3 separate regions of the Homo sapiens genome follow, and all the other regions are linked to region 1. The links are chromatin loops, found by intact Hi-C in ENCODE. Cell type or tissue: dorsolateral prefrontal cortex. All regions are shown on one strand. Each heading gives the region's core, and the rest is flanking DNA. Links, peaks and the distances in the headings are about the cores only.

Evidence for each region. Hi-C counts contacts between places; a loop is a spot of excess contacts. Peaks named below come from ENCODE experiments on the same cell type or tissue, not always from the same donor. Only the 100,000 strongest peaks of a DNase experiment are listed, where the experiment ranks them.
Region 2: it touches region 1 in a loop (10-fold over the local background); 102 of 110 quality-filtered maps call a loop at or near these places.
Region 3: a loop joins it to region 1, with 10 times the contacts of the local background. A loop is called at or near these places in 55 of 110 quality-filtered maps.

Annotation. Positions count from the first base shown.
Region 1 is chr2:162,120,017-162,128,833 of GRCh38, forward strand. The region is part of intron 1 of LOC101929532 (a long non-coding RNA gene); the gene reads left to right. Among named protein-coding and RNA genes, the nearest start is that of GCG, 28 kb to the right of the region's middle. In dorsolateral prefrontal cortex, for the core only: CTCF peaks have their summits at 3,996 (motif pointing left) and 4,195; no DNase peak of the experiment used is centred there; H3K27ac peaks cover 1,880 bases.
Region 2 is chr2:162,005,091-162,010,090 of GRCh38, forward strand. It overlaps DPP4 (dipeptidyl peptidase 4), which reads right to left. Exons shown (of 26, transcript NM_001935.4): 21 at 4,151-4,205; 22 at 3,472-3,571; 23 at 655-719. Among named protein-coding and RNA genes, the nearest start is that of DPP4, 67 kb to the right of the region's middle. In dorsolateral prefrontal cortex, for the core only: a CTCF peak has its summit at 2,552 (motif pointing right); no DNase peak of the experiment used is centred there; H3K27ac peaks cover 1,038 bases.
Region 3 is chr2:161,582,246-161,591,062 of GRCh38, forward strand. No RefSeq gene overlaps it. Among named protein-coding and RNA genes, the nearest start is that of SLC4A10, 38 kb to the right of the region's middle. In dorsolateral prefrontal cortex, for the core only: CTCF peaks have their summits at 4,497 and 4,696; no DNase peak of the experiment used is centred there; H3K4me3 peaks cover 471 bases; H3K27ac peaks cover 645 bases.

The DNA.
Region 1 (8,817 bases), core at 1,769-6,768:
TGAATGTCAATATCCATCTGCTCACTGAGATGATCTTATCAGGCTCAATGTCTTCCTGTCACGTCATGCAAAGGTCATTTTCTCGCTCTCTTTCAGTCCCAAGTGAGCCACCTGAGCCTTCTCTCTTCAACTGCTTTTCTTTCTGACCTAATCTCCTAATGAATACGGAGACCTGTGCAATTCCAACCAACACTCTGCTCTTTTCTTCCTTCATAGCTGTCACACAGAGGAAACCCAAGACAGCAACATATTCTGGAAGCCAGGTGAGGAGAGTTTCTAAGAGGGAGAGAGTGAAAAATTCTGTCAAATGTCAAATTCTTTTCAAGGAAGATGAAGCCTGAGAATTGAGCACTGGATTTAGCAATGTGGAAGTTACTGGTGAGCTTGATAGGAGCAAATTGGGGGAAAAAATGAAATAAATTTCAATTAGAGTAGGTTCAACAGAGAGCAGGAACAGCTAAATTAGAGGCAATGATAAACAGCTTTTTCAAAGAGCTGTGTTTTGTTTTGTTACTTTTTTTTCTTAAGGTAAGGAAAAGAATGGGCATTAGCTACAAAGACAATAGGATGATGAAAGGTTTTACCAGACAATACAGACAAAAAAGAGAGGATACACTGATGAGAGAGGAGAGAAGAAAATGGCTGGAACAATGACTTGAGTAGGTTAGAGCAGAGGGGATCCAGGGCTGTACTGGAGGGGCTGGCCTTCAGAAATGGGGATGGCTCAACTATATCGCAGGAAGAGAGTTGGAACATGTGTACACACATGCATCAGGGGAGGACATGGAGGGTGTCTTCTGATGGCTTCAGTTTTCTTAGTTACACAGGAAGCAAAGCCATAAGCTGGGAATGAGGATGGGGGAGGAGGTGTTGGAATCTGAGAAGAGAGAAGGTAAGAAATAACCACATAGGAGAGTAGAACAGTAAATTATCTAGGGAAATACAGTACAATTGCTAGGCAGTGTTAATCGCCCTGGTAATGTTAATGATCATGAATCTATATTGATGTCGTTAGTGGATTTTTCTCTAGATATATTCATTTGTGTGAGTGTAGTCACAGTGTAGGCAGAATGTCAAATTTAACTAGGGTTTGGCTTTATCCAAGAGAGTTTGATGAACAAAAGTAAGGCAGAGAAGTTGGGGGCAAATTTAAGGGAGTGATTATAATGAGTGACCATGAAATTTAAGCAAGATAATGAGGAAGTAAGTGAGGCTGCAAGGAAAACCAGCAGGATCAATAGACTGAAGACGGCAGGATGGATTGAGCCAAGTGACTAATTAGGGAAGAGAGTTCCAGGCAGATTGTAGTTGTTTGTGAGGTTGGGGGACTATTGGAATTGGGGTTCAGGAAATGAGTTGAAAAATAGCAGTTATTGACCAGAATAGTAAGCTGCTTAAAATTGATGTTATGGAGGGTTTGCAGTTATGGTAAAAGTACAATTGTTTATCCATGGGAATAAGTGGCCAAGGTAAAGAGGAGAACAATATCTCTAGAAGTGGGGAGGCCAAGGAACTGAGAGAACAGACATTGGAAAGGATCTGCTATAGGGATACTGAACTCACTAATAAGTAGGAGAGAATTAGAGGTAGACAAAGTGAAACATAAGTTAATTATCTCCAAAGATTAACAAGCAGTAACCAGGAAGTGCTGGTGATATATGGTGGCACGAGGGTAGAGATGACCTCAACAAACCCAGTCACTTCCAGAATGCATACAGATCTGGCTTAAAATGTTCTGGTCAGGCTGGGCTCAGTGGCTCATGCCTGTAATCCCAGCACTTTGGGAGGCTGAAGCGGGCGGATCACGAGGTCAGGAGACCATCCTGGCTAACACGGTGAAATCCTGTTTCTAATAAAAATACAAAAAAATTAGCCGGGCATGGTGGCGGGCGCCTGCATCCCCAGCTTACTCAGGAGGCTGAGGCAGGAGAATGGCGTGAACCCGGGAGGCGGAGCTTGCAGTGAGCCGAGATCGCGCCACTGCACTCCAGCCTGGGCGACAGAGAGAGACTCCGTCTCAAAAAAAAAAAAGACCTTGCTGGTCATTCCACACAAGCAAGTGGGTAATGAGGGACCATTGTTTCATGCTAGTGTTCTTATTCTCGCCATTATTTTTTTTCAGTTTTAATTGAGCTCGTGAATATTAGAGAAGAAAGAAAAAAAGGAAAGAATGTGGAGTGATGATAATTCAGTTAGTTTAATCCAGCTCAGTAATTAGTTTCAAAGTGTGGTTTGGGAACCCCTGGGGTTCCCTAAGACCTTTTTTCAGGTCATAACTATTCTCCTAATGATACTAAGATGTCATTTGCTGTTTTTGCTCTTTTCGTCTTGGGAGTGTACAGTGAAGTTTTCCAGAGGCTAGATAACTTATGATAGCAAAATATGATAATAAACACTGAGTACAGAAGCAAACATGAGAATCCACCTGTCTTCTATTAAGTCATGTAAAACAATGGCATTTTTCTTGTTATTTTTCCTGTTTTGGAATACACAGTCTTTTTCATAAAAAGTATTATTTATGTTAACTTGTAATGGAACTATTCTTTTAACTTAAATCAATAAAATGAATATTTAGGACTTTCTGTTTAATTTTGGATATGTTAAATGTTAATCGATATAGCCTGGATAAACAAAAGTCCTTTGGGGATAGCCAATTTTTAAGAGGGGCCTGGAGACCAGAAAGTTTGAGAAGCTCTGATTTTTGTCACTTACTAGAAGGCGAAGACTGGGAAGCCTGAGAGGTTGGACATATCGAGAGAAGTGGAGGTGAAGGGTCCTGCATAAACACTTCTAACCACTGTGACCTGCAACATGTTATAATATCAACTCCCTGAGGCTCTAGCAGGGGACATGCACAGGTCATAAAGTTTCTCTCCTAGCTATGGAAGTTCTCCTTACTTTGAATATCACTAGATGTATTTATTGAATTAGTAATTGTTATGAAAAATTGAGCAATAAATCAATCTGTATAAGAAAATGGTATATCTTTGAAATTTCCATAAAGCTCAACTGTTTTAAAGGCTTAGAAGTTTGCCTTTCTTTTTTGATTATGAAAGTAATACATGTCAGTATAGAAAATGTAAAAAATTCTGAAAAGCATTAAGTGACTAGGAGTTAGTTATAATTTTACCTCTCAGAGAGAATAAGTTAGCTTACTACCCGTTTTCTTCTGTCTCTATTTTTTAAACAAATATGTTACCATGCTGTATATATCATTTGAAATCATTATGTTTAATGGAGCAAAATATCCCATTTGAATTATATAATAATAAATTTAGCCAATCTACCTATAGTTAGTTAGATGTGAAAATATCCCCTCCATTTTTTTCATCTTTTATAATGTATGTTTGAATATGCTTCTCTCTATATCTCTATATATTACTTTATTCTGCACATGCACACACACACACACACACACACACACACACGCCAAAAACTATGTATATGCAGTTGTCTACATCACTGTTTCAAAGCATTCATTTTGCTGAAGGAAATAAATACTGCAAAGTTGGAACTTCCTTCCAAATTGACTTATATCTATTGTTATTGCTATTTTTAAATTTATTAGCAATTCCAATACAAGTGCCATTGTAGAATTTTTTTAAAAAAACTGATTAAATAAACCTAAATTTCATTTGGATAAATTAATGGATAAAAAATATTTTGAAAACAAAAACATAATTGAAGATGAATACTGGTGACAGCAGGTTTTAGAAGGTATTGTAAAACAAAAATAATTAAAACAGCGTGGTTTTATAGTAAGGATTGACAGATAAAGGAAAGAAATTCCTAGGAAATATTGTCTAGCACACTTAAAAATTTAGTATATGGTTAAAGGCAGTATCACAAATAAGTAGTGACACTAATGAATGTTCAATAACCAGTGCGAAAATATCATTAACTCTGTGGAAAGCAATAAACAAAAACAAAAACGCAAATCCCATTTAAGTTATTGAGATAATTAGAATAAAAGATGTATGGTGCCATCTAGTGGTTAAACGTGTAATTGCATACATACTGTTCTATGTAGAGTCTAATGGCAGAAATTTAAACCTGATGGAGAATTGAAGGGAGGTAAATTATTCATTAATAAAAAGGTTTACATCTCACACTTCAGCACTAATTTAAGAAAATATTTTTAAATACTGACTGTTTCCGAGAATATTATAAACGGTAGCCTATATAGTGATCCTGCATGAACATACAAGAAATTGCAGTTCCAGACATTCACATAAACAAGCATGCCAACCTGTCAGACTTTTTTTTAGTAACACAATGAAACAAAAGAACAATTTGAGTAAAAGCATGCTGATTGGAAATTCATACATGAGAGCAGAGCCTGCCAGCAGTTATAGTTTTGAATAAAGAACACCAGGGGAGCAACCTGTCCTCTGGCCCATGGGGACTAATGGAGAGCCAGAGCTTGCCCTGGGCCAGTGGCCAGTGCAGTTGGGTAGTTCTTGGTCTCAGTGGAGACTGCACATCTCCCAACTGGCCTCAGGCACAAGCTATACACACGCAGCCATCTCCACACTGGGTCTGTGCCTCCAGTCTTCCCATCCATCAGTCCATGGAGGCTGCTGCAAGGATGCGTGGCTAATCTAGAAAGCAGCCCTGCCTTCCATCTCTGGGAACGCACTCTCCTTCCCATTCAGTGGCTGCAGCAGCAGCTGCCCCGTTGGAATGCACAGAGCTTCCTGGCCCCAGCTCCTTGGTCCAGAGATGAGCTCCTAGACTAAAGCTGGGCCTATACGTCTTCTTCCTTGGAATTTTGAATTTGGAAACAAGAGAATTGGGCCAGTCTGTCTCTGGATTGTCAAGACTGGGAGCTTAAAATTCAGAAGCTTTGGGTGTCCATTAGTGTAAGCTGGAGAAACAGAAAGAGCAAGTGGAGAGGAAGAAGCCCAAAGAAGCAGCAGCGGGCGATGAATGAGGCAGCACCACTGTGCTCCCCCTCCCTAGCTCTGTTGCTTTGCTCTTTTTGGATGCTCAGTTACTCCTTGGATTCCTTGGATTCCCAGTATTCCTCAGATAAGCCTTTCCTTTTGCTGAAGCAAATGTAAATGTTTTTCTGTCCTCTACATTTAAAAGTGTGCTAATAAATATTTTGAAAGGACAAATCTGATCTGTATCATTCAACAGCTGCTCATTACCTGCACATCAAGTGCAAATTCTTTAGCATGGCTTTTGAGGCCTCTCATGACCTCTGAAGCCTCATCTCTGACTTGCCCTTGCTTTCTCCCTTCTCCCAGCCCCCCTCCCTCCTCCCTGTCTGTCCTCCATGCTCCAGCCACATTCCAATGCTTCTCACTTTCCACACTGCTGCATTCTACCAGCTTCTCACCACACCGTTCCCTCTCCATGAAATACTTCTCCACCACTCTTCCTCCCCCAGAAGCACTGAATCATCCTTCAGATCCCAGCTTAGGCATTATTTCCTCCCAAAGTCCTCTTAGGACCCCTAAGACTGGGTTGTTTGCTCTTCATATGCTATCCCATAGCACCTTGTTCGTAACTGTGTTGTAGCTTTTATTGCTTGGCATCAAAATGGCCTGTTTATTTGGAGGAGACACTAAGCTCTGTGAGGGAAGAACAGTATTTGCCTCACTGTTGTACCCCCCGCCCCAATGCTTTATACTTTACCTAGAATACAGTTTGCGCCCAAATATTTGTTCAATAAACAAACGAATATATACAGAGAACCATGTCTCTTATCTAAGTGAGAACAACTGAGGCCCAAGTGTGCTGTAAACTTTTTTTCAGGAAAGTGTCCAATCAGCCTCATTTCTGCTTAGACTAGGGTCTGTAAATCTCTAATAATATTTTTGAGAGCTGCTGTCTCAGGCTTCACAACCAGACAAATGCTTTTAATGTATGCAACTTTCTCTTATGCTAAATCAGAGCGAAATGCACATGAATCGATATAAAGATTATCTGCATTTTGTGGACATGGGTGGTCCAGACACCCACAAGGAGATAAATAAATGTTTGAGGTGGGTCCTTCAATGATTTTTACAACGGATGCCAATTTGGCAAGCTTGACTGGGCCCTACCAGTGTGAGGAACCATGATTTTGGTATGATGTTGGGGAATTTGTGGCTTCCATCTGCTGGTTATCTCACAAAATGTAGAGCTGAGAAAAATCACATACTGATTAAATCATAGAATCCCACACTTGGAAGGGACTTCATGAGATGATCTGGGCCCGCCTCCTGAAGGTCAATGCATAAATCATCTTGTGCAGATGGCTGTTTATACTATTTTTAAAGCTCTTTAAGGATGGAGATTACACAGCTTCCCTTGGTAGTCTGATCTTCATGGTCAAGAACTTCCTTTTTTAAAAGCCCAGCTCCTCACTGCAGTTTGGCTCATTTCCTCTTTTTGTCAGCTCTCTGTGAACATGGAGAACACATGATCAACCTTTCCTGCTAATTATCTCTGGCCCACACCTGTACCCTAGCAATTAATTATTAGGATTTATGCTATTTTTCCCCTCCCAAGCTATGCAGTTGCAATTCCTTAATTTTTTTCAGAAGACTTATTTTTTTCCTCCTCAATTACTTTTGTAATTTATACTTTTTCTCCTTAGAGTCTGTCCCATAGCTCATTATATAAAACTAGTAATAGCAGCTCTCCTCAAGTCCTAATCAGCTGTAAATAAACAGCAAAGCTTTCATCTTTTCTTACTCCAGTATCATATTTGCTGTTTAGATCACAGCACTTCCTTTTTGTTTGTGGTGTAGATTAGGTTCCACAATAAACTTCAAGCCTTTTACTGTCAAACTGCTACTTTCTACATGTCATATCTGTGTAATTCGCCTTTGTTTTTTTGATAGACTGAGTAATGCTCCCCCACCCCAAAGATGTCCGTGTCCTGGTCCCCAGGACTGTGAATATGTTACCTTGCCTGGCAAAAGGGACTTTGCAGATATGAGTAAGGACCTTGAGATGGGGAGAGTATCCAGAATTATTCAGGTGGGCCCAATGTAATCACAGGGGTCCTTATCAAACAGAGGCCCGGAGGATCTGGGTAGGAGAGAAAAGATGGCCGCAGAGATGAGAGTGATGGGCTTTGAGGATGGAGGAAGGAGCCACAAGCCAAGCAATGCAGCCGCAGGAGCTGGAAAAGGCAAGGAAACGGACTTTCCCCTGGAACTCCCATGGAGAAGCATGGCCCTGACCTGCCCACACCTTGATAGTAGCTCATTGAAACCTGTTTGGGCTTCTGATTTGCGGAGATGTAAAGCAATACATTTGTGTTGTTTTAAGCAGCTAAGTTTGTGGTGATTTGTTACAGCAGCAATAAGAAACATACAATTTACTAATATAATAATCTGTGCTTGTCTTGAACGTCATGGTCTTATTCAACAGAGCATTTTTTGATTTATAGAGGTTTCTTGATACTGTGTTCTCATCATCCAAAGCCACATCAAAATGAGTGGTTATTTACTAGACTATTGATAACCTTAACTTCTTATCAACTGTTTTAAAGTAATTTATGTACTAGAGGATTCCATTTATTGAACAGGTTCTATGTACCACATATTTGAGCTTGGAATGTGCTATCTCACTTAAGCGTGACAACAAAACCACAAGGCAGAGATTATTATCGGAGCCCCATTTTACTGGGGCTTGGAGCAGTGCAGCAGTGCAGCTAGTTGCTAATGGAGCTGACAGTCAAGCTCCAGCCTGCTTGATTTTAAAGTCTATCCTCTCTCTACCATGATGACCTGCCACTGTGCTGTGCTCACTTTCTCTAGTGGAGTACAAAATTGTGAAGAATCTGAAGCATTGAATTTTCAAGGAAGATGTGTTACTATATGTAATTTTCTTGGGAAAAAAAAGCTGGTTTCCTAGAAATGCTATGTAATTATTCCAGATGTCAGATTGAAATGATTTCAAACACCCAAACCAAAATTATAATTGTTGAAAAGTGAGAGGGATCACTCAAAAACATTAGTTGGGAAAGCAAAAGCTCTCTCTGTCTTGGCAGGAACCTATACTTTCCCTGGGGAAATATCATTTCTAAGGAGCAAAACTTCTGAATTAGTTTTCAGCAAAGTATGCTTTAAATTCTTCTGTCCTATGAAAGTTTCTGACATCGTGTCATTCTTCAGTTGAATTCTGTTGCCTACATAATTTGACATGTGAGACAAGGAGGGATGCTATTTTACTTCCATGATCCTCTTCCTTTTCTCGGTTCTCTCTGTTTGGAAGAGAGGAGAGTGCAACTTTATTTTTAATACTAACCTTTTCCAGCTACGCTTTCCATGTGGTCTGCTGAGGCTGGGAGGATATATACATTTGTTTTCAAGTCATCTCATTTTAAACTGACCAGCAAATATTTAATCAGCCAACAACTATCCCTTGGTTCTGCTAACTAGTCCTCTCCCTCTCCCTTTTTACTGAACAATTAGTACATTTTCTTAGTATCATAGTAAACACTATGCAGATACAGCTTCAATTTCTGCCTCTCTTCCAACCACACTGCTTCACCTATGTCCCTGATATATAAATCTGACAGCTTCTCTCCATCCTGTACCTCCTGGCAGATCTTAAAAGACCACAATGATCTACACTGTTATCTGCATCCCTTACTTACTTGTCTCTTCTTAATGCACTATAATTCAATCTGCCGCATCATTCCTTTGTGAGACCATGAAACTTGTCTCACAAAAACTTGGGTTCTTGTGGGATGGGAGTGGGAGTAGATGTCCACTTGGCATCTTTTATGTGTCCCAAGCTAAACCTCCTATTTCCCCTCTAGCCTCTAAAACTCACTCTTTGACCTGTTTTTGCCTTTCAGTGAATGGCATA
Region 2 (5,000 bases), core at 1-5,000, 120 kb before region 1:
CTTTGCCGTGGCATCCACACTAGCACATGGGGGCTGTCAATGATAGTTGCACCCACACCATATTTTAAATGCTATAGCCCATCTGCAGAGCAACCTGCCCACTGGTTCTTCCATCAGGCAACCAGCCTGTTGGATGCTATTCAGTGATTTAGGTTTAGGGCTTTTTAAGGGTACTGCCCAACTGTACCTACCTCTCACCTGCTTTACTTAAATCTTTGTGAAAAAAAACTGTACATAATTGGCTATGAGTAAGAAAATTATAGTCTCGTATATATATCTTACTTATGATAATACTGTAAGAAATTTCAATATATAGCTAAAGGTTTAGAGAGTCTTCTGGGCTCTAAAGGAATATGTTGAATTTCTAATAGGTTTTCTTAACTGAAATTTTATAATTAAAGTAATTATCTGATGTTGCTTTGTATTTCTAAATGAATGCATATTGTGACCTATATAGCATACGATAAAGACTGTAATTATGCAGAATACAGTAAGGGAAGCTATTGGAGTATCTCTAAACCACCTGTGTTATTTCTTTTAACAAGAATTTTGTTGGAAATAAAAATATGTATTTTCTAGAATAGATACAATTAAGAAGGTTCTTAAACCACTTATAAATAGGTTATAAAATAGGTATAGGTCCTCATCTCTTACTCTGTAATGGTCAAGGTTGTCTTCTGGAGTTGGGAGACCCATGTAACGTTCTGTGTACACTGAGTCTGTGAAAGAAAAAAAAATAAAAAAAAGTTTAATTCATACAATAACAACTTTTCTTGCTTTTAATGGGCCACTTCAGTGTTTCCATATGTATTCACTCATGTATAGGAATATAGAGTTACTCTCAGAAGTATCTCTATGTGGTTATGAAGAAGGAAAAGGGTGGCTAAAGCACCTTATGGGAGGTAATTTTTTACTTGGTTTGCTAATATAGCCAGAGATGCTAATTCCCAGATCCCTGCATACTCATACCTTTCCACACTCAGCCCTAACCCATTCTCAATTTTCCCTTACGATGGGGCAAAGGGAGATCAAACCAGATTATCTAAAATCCAATCAATAATCCACATGCAGAAAAGTCAAATGTGAAGTGCTAAGGGGTAAGGGATCTTAACATTATCATATGACCCTCTCAAAGAATTTTAGTTAGGAAGTCACTTAATGCCTCAATTGTGTTGAAATTTTTTGGTTATAATACAAGTATGTGCCCTGATTTATGATCATCTATTTCCTTTTGGAGACCCCTAACAATGTTCAATTACTAGTTGCTGATTTAAATCATATTTTATTTTGGAGATCAGACTGGGATTCACTATAATAAAAACAAATAATTCAGTTATCATTTATTTGCTGTATATCCCCATATTGGCTCAGCTACTCCATCATGATGCAAGTTTAACATTTGTTTTCTCTCATTTTGTGGTGAAGCCTCAATTTTTGTGGTATAACAGTTGAGCACTGTGAAACAGATTACATTAATATCTGTCTGCTGAAATGACATAAGCTCTTTTATCTATAAATATGGTTGAAAAACAGGTTGCATAATTGGTTTGGTTATTTTGGATAGTTAAACATATTTTGCCTGATTTTAAAAAATTAAATGATACATTATATATATTTGGCCTAAAATATCAGTAAAAAAATTATTGAGGCCAAATTGCAGTAAAACTTTAAAAATCTGACATAACTGCTTTGAAAACTGCCTCCTTAAGTGACCAGATTACAGTTAAAGAGTCTAAGAATTTTATCTTGCCATTGTGCTATCTAGGTTGGTGGCTTGAATTTCACTAAAATTTTACAAGTATTTCAAAACTGATTTCATTAATTTTAAAAATGGATATATTATCTAAATTCAACATTCTAACACTTTTTGAATGACTGGTATTGTAGATTACAAACTACACTAATGAGTGTTAGTTGCTCCATATGCATACTTTATGCCATTTCTATGAAAATCAAAATATTGTCCTCCAAAATTACTAACAGTGATATTTTATCATTTTGATTAACATGAATACTGACTATGCATAATTTTATATATTTAAAGGACACTAATATAAAAATAGAATATTTTAAAAGACACTTTAAAATATGAGAACTTCATAAAATGCTCATATCTCTTTTAACTTTAGCATTTAAATATTAATATCTTAGGTTGTACGTTAGATGGGAAAAATGGCTTTTAAGGGCGAAACACATTTTCCCCTAGGTAGCTGCAGACTTTAATTCTGCTTGTCATAGAACACAATACTCCTTTCTTATTTATGCTAACCAGATTTACATGTATAAGAAGATCTGAAATTTTAAAAATAACATTTAAAAAATATTATGCATAACTGCATAATACAATTGTAAACTTTTAAAAAAATATGCCTTGAAACACCATTTACGTATTCCTTTTGTCCCATCTTTGAATAAAATTGTTTAAATTTACACGTATATAAGAACTCTAGACAACTTCTATGTATTAGATTGGTCTATATACATTAAATGAAGTTTTCTTCTCATTTCATATTTTTAAACTTACAAAGATTTACTCCATTATTTTATTGACCACTAGAGGTCTCCAAAAACAAGCCATCCAACAGAACAATTAATATCAAGCAGAAAAATATTATGAAAACAAATTCATTGTGTGTAGATCAAATTATAACTGTGCCCTCCAATTTTCTTAACAGAAAGATATAAATGTATTTTTACATTGGTTTATCTTGACTGGGAGAGACTTTAAAGAGTCTTTTTCTCTGGGTACTACCATATTTCTGGATATAAAATATTTAATAAGCTATTCATCATCAGCCATTCTTTTCTTACACTAGACAGAAGACTTGAGATGGGGTTAGAAGAGGTGCAGGAAAATCAATTACCTCCTTACCACTTCTGAATCCCCCCTCCTCCCTCATCTTCCATCGCTTACTCCCTCCCCTTTGAGAATTGTAGTCTTAGAGGTAGGTGTATGATGCCTTATAAAATAATACTCTCTCGATGACAAAGAGCATATTCTAGAGTAGCTTTCACCTATTAAGAATGAAAAAAAACAACAACCCCCCAATGGGTGTTTCCACTGTTCCTCCTCTCCTCTTCCCATCCAAAGCCCTACTTGTATTTGACATTTAATTGATGGGAAAGAGATACATACTTCTCTCACTCTGCTAATATGTGAAACCCAAGAATCAAATCAGAGTAAAGATAAGGAATGATTTATCTGTAGAAATGTAGCATGGGGCTATTTTGAAATTCGGAAAACAGAATTTGTTGATAAAAAATCAAACGTGTAATAAAATATACCACCCAGCCTTGCAAAATAGCAGAATAAATGAGATCATCTTATTATAGGTATCCAAAAAGAACCTCTAAGATGAATCAGCCTATTATTCGCTGTAAAAACACTGAAACTCAGAAAGGAATGGCTTTGTTACTGGCATTTTGAGGTCAACACTCCGTATCTCTTTGTACCTGGCAGCAATTACATACCATAGTACTCCCACCGGGATACAGGCGCCACGGCTATTCCACACTTGAACACGCCACTTCCCGATCCCAGGACCATTGAGGTTACGTACCCTCCATATGACTAAGGAATGGAAACAGTTATTTTTATGGAGGTAAAAGAATAAGGACATATGGTAAGCGAGTCGCAGTTTCCACATTTCTCACATCTTTATATACTGTGCCTCTTTAGAGATAAAAAGCATGGTATAGGAGGCTTAAATTGGCCTTAATTGGACAGTATCTTTAAAGACTACACTTTCAGAGCCCTGATCCCTTTCTTGGTAGGTATATGGGGAAAACTACGGAAAATTTGCTGACCCTAGTGACTGGGTGGTACCAATTATAGAAGATTTAAAAACAATAACACGAAATCTTTACTGACTGATGCATAAGAAAAAGTCTCCCTCCTTCCTTCCCTTCCCTCTTCCCTCCCTCTTTCACTCCTTCCTTCTTGCTCTTTCTACCTCACCTCCCTGGCTCATCATAATAAACAAAGGTGTAAGCCTAACTCAGTGGAGATTCTGCAGAGTTACTGCCCAGAGACCTAAGACTTGATAGATGTGATTTTCACCTCCAAATATGTATATACAAAAGATAAAGTAACCTGCTCTGAGTGATATTCACTAACGAATGCATACAGATTCATCAGTCAACTACTCACCCAGCCCCAAATTGCAATTCGTTTGTTGTCCACAAATCCCATTTTTGAAAATTGTCTAAAACACAAGGAAAAAGTCCACAGATCAGTACTGCATTGTGTATAGAAAACTTAGATGAGGCACAAATGTGAAACCCTGCCATTTGTTCTCTGCTTCATTCTATTAGAGACTAAAAATTGCTGCCAGTAATCAAATAAACACCTGAGATAAATATCTATCATTTTAACCTAAGATCCAGATGAACATGGTTTACTTTTGTTGGAGTTCATAAAAATTGTGTGTGTGTGTGTGTGTGTGTGTGTGTGTGTGTGTGTATGATTCACAGAAAACAAATCCTGGCAGTTTTTTTCACAGTTTTATACAAAAATTTGCAGCCCAGATGCACTTTTCTTTACATAATTGAATTTAAATCTCTCCAGATGTTTTTCAGTTTGGGAGAGTCTGCCCCTGCAATGGAGAAAGATAAGGGCATGAAAAACTTCTGAGTAAGGGCTTAGAAATGTCTCCGGGCCCCCTACCTGAGAACTTAAACACCATTCTCTAAATAAATCCCTTCTTATGCTGGGTGTTGATTAGTTAGCTCAGTACCGTGCACTCAATAGAAATAAATTTTTCCTTGATGGATTAAGAAGTCTTCTTTGCCACAAAACTGTGTTCAGAGATGGAATCCAGGTAAAGAAATAAGAAAAATATTGTATGCACCTATTTCTTAATATTAGCCTGACATCAAAAGAAATTTTTTTTTACTTAAAAATACCTGACAAATGGAACTCAAATTTTTAGCATTGTGGGTGGTTGCAGACCTTTGCATTAACCTATCTTGATTTTGACAGTCTTTGTGTTTTCATGTAA
Region 3 (8,817 bases), core at 2,375-7,374, 540 kb before region 1:
TCCAACACTGGAGATTACATTTCAACATGAGATCCAAACCATGTCAATGGGAATATATGGTTCTGGCTCATTATGTTAAAATAAATAAAATAATTTTTATCATGCAGAGTGTTATGTTAATTTTCACTGTTTTCTTCTTCTCATTTGCATCTATGGTCATCATCTTTCCTTGCCTTCAGTATTAGTATCTGTAAACTTTCTCTCTTCTGGAATAGCATTTATTCAAACCTTACGATATCCCTAATGTATTGGTGTATTTTTAAAAAGCCCATATACAATAACGCTTTATTTTTATGCTGTCTAAATCTTTTATTTAAAGACATCTGGTATGTTTGGCTCAGCGGACAAAATATGACAGTGCTGAAAAGTAGTATTAGCAATTCTTATGACTTTCTACATATTTTAAGTTGTTTAAGGCAGAAATTACATACTGTGGTGGATAGAGTAGCAGACTAAGAAAAATTTATCACTGACATGCTATTACTTACTTTTTTGTGACCCTGAGAAAACCAGTAGCCTTTTCTATGATTCTGATTTTTAACCACAATTTTATAGCTATGAAAGAAGAAAACAATTGTTCCAAATATCTGCACAATAGGAATACCGAGATTTCAAGAATAATTCTTTGTGTGTTTTCTTAAAATGTAGCATAATCTATTGCTACTGTTAGTGTTTCCAAAGTGGCAAGCTTGAATTCAATTTCTTGTAATAAGTAAAAACATGTCCTTTATATGGCCAGCGGTAACTTTTTGGTTTGAACTGCTATATGAATTAGGAATAAAAATATAATATTGGATTGAACTTCAACTTATCAGAAAAATTCTTTAACTATTAAGATATTTTAGGTATTAAAATTCAATTAGTATTAATATAAATTTGAAAAATTATTATATTTCAATTATGTTTAGCTGCTTATAGTTTTAATTCAGAGACATTAGTTGATTAAATACTGTCTCTGTAACTAGGCCTTGATAAATAATGCTATTGTGTGTGACATGGATAAGAATCAGGTCATAGTTTGGTATTTCAGCTTGTGTGCACTGTCCTTTGCTGAAGAGAAAACATCATCTTGGTTCAAATGATCAGTACTTGCTAATTTATTAGTGATTTATTTTCCTTAAACCTTGAAAGTCTTTTTGTTATATTTGCTGAGGGTAGGGTAAATAAATTTGTACTCACAAACCAGATGATCTCAGATGTGACTGATTCTGGCTACTTCTTTGATTTATGGAATGATTAATTTCATTATGAATATTTCACAATCATCTGGGAAATTGGTTAAAAAAAGAGGAACTTAATTTAATTTGCTATGGTATGTCTATAGGTATATTTATATCCCTCTTATTTAAGGCAAAGATGAAGATCTAGGCCAACTAGGGAACTCAATAGGCCATGATCGTTGGAAGTTGTGGGTATAGTTACTTGACATTGTGATTTCTGTGTATTTCTTTTTCAGACTGATGTTATTTAAAAATGGTGCCTGCTTAGTAGAGGTGCATAGGGAGAGGAATGTTGGATTTTTATGTTATTCACAATACACATGCCAGATATATTTTGCTTTCCTGAAAAAGTTGTACTATCTTTACTCCTCTAAATCTGTTGCCTTTCTAAGCATGATACCAAAGGCAAATATCCTGAAGAAAAGAGTGATAGATTTTACTACAAAAAATTTAAAACTGTCTGCCAAAATCCACTATAAACAAGATTGAAAGGCAACTGACAACTCGGAACAATGGGAGCAACACATATGGTGAACAAAGGGTGAAAATCCTTATAAAGAGCTCTTAAAATATAAGAGCATATTGCACATACCAGATCATCTTTTCATCTGGAGAGCTAGGTACTCTTATTATCTTTATTTTATAGATAGATAAAGAAGTTAAGGCTTAAAGGGGTCTTACAGTTAGTCATGAGTGAAAGATTCAAACCTGGGTTGTCTGACCCCAGAGTCTGTACTCTTAACCACTAAGCTACACTTCCCTCCATTTTTACAGGTGGCCAGAGACATCAACAGGCAATTTGCAAAGACACCCAATGGCTAGTAAACATATAATATTTATTTTCTCTCTGGAAAACAAATAATGGAAATGAAAATAACTAGAGAACATTTTGTCTATCAAACTGACAAAAGTTTTAAACAATGGTTATGTTCATTTTTGGCAAGATATGGAAAAACCAGACAATTGGTAAATCCTTTCATTGGGAAAATTACCCACAAAATCCCTTAAAACTCAGTTATAGTTTTTAACATTGTAATTTAATTTTTAGTTATGAATCCTGAGAAAATAGTTGTGTATATGTGAGATTTAGTTATGATGATGTTAACTCAATATTTGTTTATAATGCTAGAAACTGTAGACAACCAAAATGTTCAACAATAGAAGACTGATTAATTAGCATACATCTATAAAATGGAATGCCAGTAGTTGTTTAAAGTGATATTTTAGAGTTGTTTGGGCCGGGTGCGGTGGCTCATGCCTGTAATCCCAGCACTTTGGGAGGCCGAGGCGGGTGGATCACCGGCGGTCAGGAGTTCAACACCAGCCTGGCCTGGTGAAACCCCGTCTCTACTAAAAATACAAAAATTAGCCAGGCGTGGTGGTGCGTCCCTGTAGTCCCAGCTACTCAGGAGGCTGAGGTAGGAGAATCACTTGAACCTGGAGGAGGAGGTTGCAGTGAACCGATATCGTGCCACTGCACTCCAGCCTGGGAGACAGAGTGAGACTCTGTCTCAAAATAAATAAATAAATAAAAATAAAAATAAATAAATAAAGAGTTTTTGATGGCATTTTATGTGTTAAGGGAATAAATCAGATCATTAACTCATTAAGATTCCATTTAAAAATTGCACGTTATTGTATTGATAAAACACTGAAAATGTTTTTATGAAAATATTAACTGATTTTCTCTAGTTAGAATATGAGTGGGTCTTATTTTTAATTTTCCAAAGTTTCTACAATAAAGAAATTTTATTTTTTTAAAAACATAAAAGTTACCAGCCAGGCATGGAGGCTCATGCCTGTAATCCCAGCACTTTGGGAGGCTGAGGCAGGTGGGTCACCTGAGGTCAGGAGTTTGAGACCAACCTGACCAACATAGTGAAACCCCGTCTCTACTAAAAATACAAAAATTAGCTGGGCATGGTAGCGGGCACCTGTAATCCCAGCTACTCAGGATGCTGAGGCAGGAGTATCACTTGAACCTGGGGAGGCGGAGGCTGCAGTGAGTGGAAATCGCGCCATTGCGCTCCATCCTGGGCAACAGAGAGGGAGACTCCATCTCAAAAAAAAAAAAAAAAAAAAAAAAAGAAAAGGTTACCAGAAAGTTTCTTTAATTTACTTCTTTTTGCATGTAAGATTTTAAAAAAGTATAATCACAGATTTACAAGAGAAAAAATTTTGATCTTTCCATCCTTTTCCACATGGTGGATCTTTATTTTAGTCTTCTAATGGATAGTTGTCATAATGTTATTCCTGGGTAAACTTGAATGATGTTTTATTTATTATTTCCATGTGAATTTTTTTTGACTCTTTTTTTGGCCATAGTTTTATCATTATTTCTTTTCTTTAACTTCTTCCCATTTATATTTGCCGATTTCTACTCTTTCTAATATATTTCCTATATTCTGTTTTTTATTAGAAAAACTCCAATTTTTTAAAATTTTTAAACAATAATTTTAATTTATTTTAGAGTCAGGGGTTACATGTGCCTGTTTGTTACATAAGTATATTGTATTATGCTAAGGTTGGGGTACAAATCATCTCATCCCTTGGGTAGTGAGCATAGTACCCAATAGTTTTTTGGCTGTCTCCCTCCCCCGCTCCCTACTCTAGTAGTCCCCAGTATCTATCGTTGCCATCTTTATGCCTATGAGTATCCAGTGTTTAGCTTTTAAATTCATTGCTTGTTAATAAAATATACCAGTGTTCAAAATTTTCTTCTTTTCTACGGAATAAAAATTTTGCAAAATTGGCATGAAATTTGTTGTGCAAAATGGAAGATGCCAGCTTGCTTATTTTACTTTATATTATTTAACAGAATTAAGATTACATAACCTAGTTCTCAATAACTGGTGGTATTTGTTGATAAACTTCTATTGATATGTTAATTTTCTGTTAACGTGGGACTTATTAGTTACGTCTCGTTCCTGAATTCGTGAAACCTCCCCTCCCCCAAACAAATGCTCTCTCTCTCTCTCCTCTTCTTTCAGTAAGTCAATTTATATTTGGAGACATGGCACAGTAGTAGATGATTCAAGCTGAGAAAGAACGAAAAAAAGATCTCTGGCACTCATTCCTTGCTTTCGTATGAGCTAGCTCCCGACAGGTATCTAGTATATGCTGAGTTTCCTGTCTTTCTCATATATATCAGGCAGAGTAAAGCAGGTAGGAATCAGAGGCCTCAAATTAATGTCTGTAAATCCTGAGGAAATATTTTGAGGCTGCAGTAGACTAAACGATGCTAGATTTGGTTTGATTTGCTGTAATTCTATCATTTGAACACTAAGTGGCACTAAAGCCTAGGTCACAGATAACATATTGTCAATTTAAATTCTAAGATTTGGGGTCTATTGGTGGGTAAATGGCTTTGGAAAAGTGAAAAAAGGATTAGTAAGAAAGTATTCTGAGCTTAAAGAAAGACAGAAAAAATAGTTTTACAATCAGTTATTTTTGGGAACTGGAAGTTTAACCAAACTCTCTTGCTTTTATTTGCAAGTTATTTAAAAGCAAGGAGTAAACCGCTCTTAAAATGACCAAAGATGATTAACCTCACTGGCACCTATCCTTGAATATTTTCCCTTTTTCTTTGAAGGGAAGGAAAATCTATACTTAGAAGAAGGTTTTCAGATGGAAAGCACCCATATGCACGTTGAACCTTAAGCTCTTGCGTACCCATAGATGACAATACCCATAATAAACATTTTTTTCAACGCTTTTGAGACTATTTACTTATACCTATAATATGTATTTTTACATTTGACCTAATTTGGGAAATGTCAGTATAATTTGAGTTAGAAAAAAAGATCAGAATTTGGTTATTTTGGAGAGGAAAGAAAATCATATGTTTTATTGCTTATCTGAACTTTAAAAAATTAAAATAATCTTTCCCAAGATTTATTGAGATATATAATTGATAAATAAAAATATATATGTTTAAGGTATAAAATGTAATGATTTGATATACATATACATTGTGAAATGATTAGTACAATCAAGCTAATTAACACATTCATAACCTCGAAGCTACCATTATTTATTTCCAGCTTTATTGAGGTACAATTGACAAAAATGTATATACGTATGGTGTATGACGTGATATTTTGATGTATGTATACATTGTGAAATGATGACTACAATGAAGCTTAACATATCCATCACCCCACATAGTTATCTTTTTGTGGGGAGAAACATTTAAGATCTCTCATAGCAAATTCCAAGTACGCAATACATTATTATTTATACTCACCATGTTGGACATTAGATCTCCAGAACTTGTTCATCTTGCGTAACTGAAGCTTTGTGTTGTTTGACCACCATCTCCCCATTTCCCCAGCTTCCTAGCCCTGGGGCAACCACCATTCTACTCTCTGCCTCTATGAATCTGACTCTTTTAGCTACCTCAGATAATTGGAATCACGTAGAATTTAACTTCTGTGACTGGCTTATTTCTCTTAGCATGGTGTCCTCCAGGTTCATCCATGTTGTTGCAAATGACAGAATTTCCTTCTTTTTCTAAGGCTAAATGGTATTCCATAGTACGTGTGATATATGGAAAAGGAAGTATATACATACATACACACACATACACACAAACCCCACATTTGCTTTATCCATGCATCTGCTGTTGGACACTTAGACTGATTCCATGTCATGCCTATTGTGAATAATGCTGCAATGAACATTGGAATATAGAAATCTCTTCAAGATACTGATTTTATTATCTTTGACTATATACCTAGAAGTGGGATTGCTGGAACATATTATAGTCCTATTTTTAATTTTTTTGAGGAGCTTTCATACTGTTTTTTCATAATGGCTGTATCATTTTACCGTCCTACCAACAGTGTACAAGGGATCCTTTTCACATTCTGGCCAACATGTTATCTTTTGCCATTTTGATGACAGCCATTCCAACAGAGGGGGCATCCTTATTTTGTTCCTGATCTTAGAGCTTTCAACTTTTCATCACTGAGTAGAATGTTAGCTGTGGGACTGTAATATGTAGCTTGTATTATGTTGAGGTATATTCCTTCTATACATAATTTGTTGAGAAGTTTTTTATCATAAAGGGTACAGAGTTTTGTCAAATGCTTTTTCTGCATCTATTGTGATTACCATGTGATTTTTATACTTTTCTGTTAATGTGGTATATCATATTTATTGATTTGTGTATGTTGAATCATCCTTGCATCCCAGGGATAAATTCTAATGGTGTATGAGCCTTTTAATATGCTGTTAAGTTCTGTTTTCCAGTAACTCAAGATGTTTGCATCTGTGTTCATCAGGGATATTGGTATGTAATTTTCTCTTCTTACAGTGTCCTTGTCTGGTTTGGTATCAAGGTAATTCTTGCTTTGTAAAATGAGTTTGGATTTGTTCCCTTCGCTTCAGTTTTTTGAAAGAGTTTGAGCTAGGGATTGGCACTAATTCTTTATTAAATGTTTGATAAAATTAACCAGTGAAGCCATCGGGTCCTGAGATTTTCTTTGTTGGGAGATTTTTGTAAAATTACTGACTCAATCTCTGTATCTGTTATTGGTCTGTTCAAATTTTCTGTTTCTACAGGATTCTATCTTGGTAGGTTGTATGTGACTAGGAATCCATCAATTTCTTCTGGATTATCCAAATTGCTGGCATATAATTGTTGAAGTAGTTTCTTATTATTCTTTGTATTTCTGTGGTATCAATTGTAATGTCCCCCCTTCATTTCTGATCTTACCTATTTATTTGAGTTATCCCTCTTTCTTTCTTAGTCTACCTAAATGTTTGTCAATTTGGGTTATGCTTTCAAAAAACAGATTTTCAGTTTCTTCAGTCTTTTATGTTGTTTCTCGAATCCCTATTTCATTTATTCCTGACCTTTTTTATTCGTTTCCTTCTTCTAACTTTGGATTTAGTTTTTTTTTCTAGTTCCTTGAGGCATAACATTAGATTGTTTATTTAAAATTGTTCCTCTTTTTTGATATAGGCATTTGTTCTTATAAATATCCCTCTTAGGATTGCTTTTTGCTGCATCCCGTAATTTCTGGTATGCTATGTTTCCATTATCATTTGTCTCAAGGTAGTTTTTGATTTCCTTTTTGATTTCTTCTATGGCCCATTGGTTGTTTAGGAACATGTTTAATTTTCACATATTTGTGTAATTCTAACATTTTTTCTATTGTTGATTTCTAGTTTCATGCCATTGTCATCCAGAGAGGTACTTGACATGATTTCAGTCCTCTTGAATTTGTTAAGATTTGTTTTGTGGCTTAACATGTGGATTTGTTTTGGAGAATGTTCTGTGTGTACTTGAGAAGGATATGTATTTAGCTGCTGTTAAATGAAATGTTCCATATATGTCTGTTAGCTTCATTTGGTCTGAAATGTAATTCAAGTCCAATGTTTCCTTATTGACTTTCCATCTAGATGATCTGACCATTGTTGAAAGTCAAGTAGTGAGGTGCCACCATTACAGTTTTGCATCCTATTTCTCCCTTCAGATCATTTAATTGTTGCTTTATGAATTTAGGGACTCTGATGTCAGTTACATATATATTTACAACTTTATTTATTTATTTTTAATTTTTTTATTATACTTTACGTTTTAGGGTACATGTGCACAATGTGCAGGTTTGTTACATATGTATACATGTGCCATGTTGGTGTGCTGCACCCATTAACTCGTCGTTTAACATCAGGTATATCTCCTAATGCTATCCCTCCCCCCTGCCCACCCCCCCACAACAGGCCCTGGTGTGTGATATTCCCCTTCCTGTGTCCATGTGTTCTCATTGTTCAATTCCCACCTATGAGTGAGAACATGCAGTGTTTGGTTTTTTGTCCTTGCAATAGTTTGCTGAGAATGATGGTTTCCAGCTACATCCATGTCCCTACAAAGGACATGAACTCATCATTTTTTATGGCTGCATAGTATTCCATGGTGTATATGTGCCACATTTTCTTAATCCAGTCTATCATTGTTGGACATTTGGGTTGGTTCCAAGTCTTTGCTATTGTGAATGGTGCTGCAATAAACATACGTGTGCATGTGTCTTTATGGCAGCATGTTTTATAGTCCTTTGGGTATATACCCAGTAATGGGATGGCTGGGTCAAATGGTATTTCTAGTTCTAGATCCCTGAGGAATCGCCACACTGACTTCCACAATGGTTGAACTAGTTTACAGTCCCACCAACAGTGTAAAAGTGTTCCTATTTCTCCACATCCTCTCCAGCACCTGTTGTTTCCTGACTTTTTAATGATCGCCATTCTAACTGGTGTGAGATGGTATCTCATTGTGGTTTTGATTTGCATTTCTCTGATGGCCAGTGATGATGAGTATTTTTTCATGTGTCTTTTGGCTGCATAAATGTCTTCTTTTGAGGAGTGTCTGTTCATATCCTTTGCCCACTTGTTGATGGAGTTCTTTATTTTTTTCTTGTAAATTTGTTTGAGTTCATTGTAGATTCTGGATATTAGCCCTTTGTCAGATGAGTAGATTGCAACAATTTTCTCCCATTCTGTAGGTTGCCTGTTCACTCTGATGGTAGTTTCTTTTGCTGTGCAGAAGCTCTTTAGTTTAATTAGATCCCATTTGTCAATTTTGGCTTTTGTT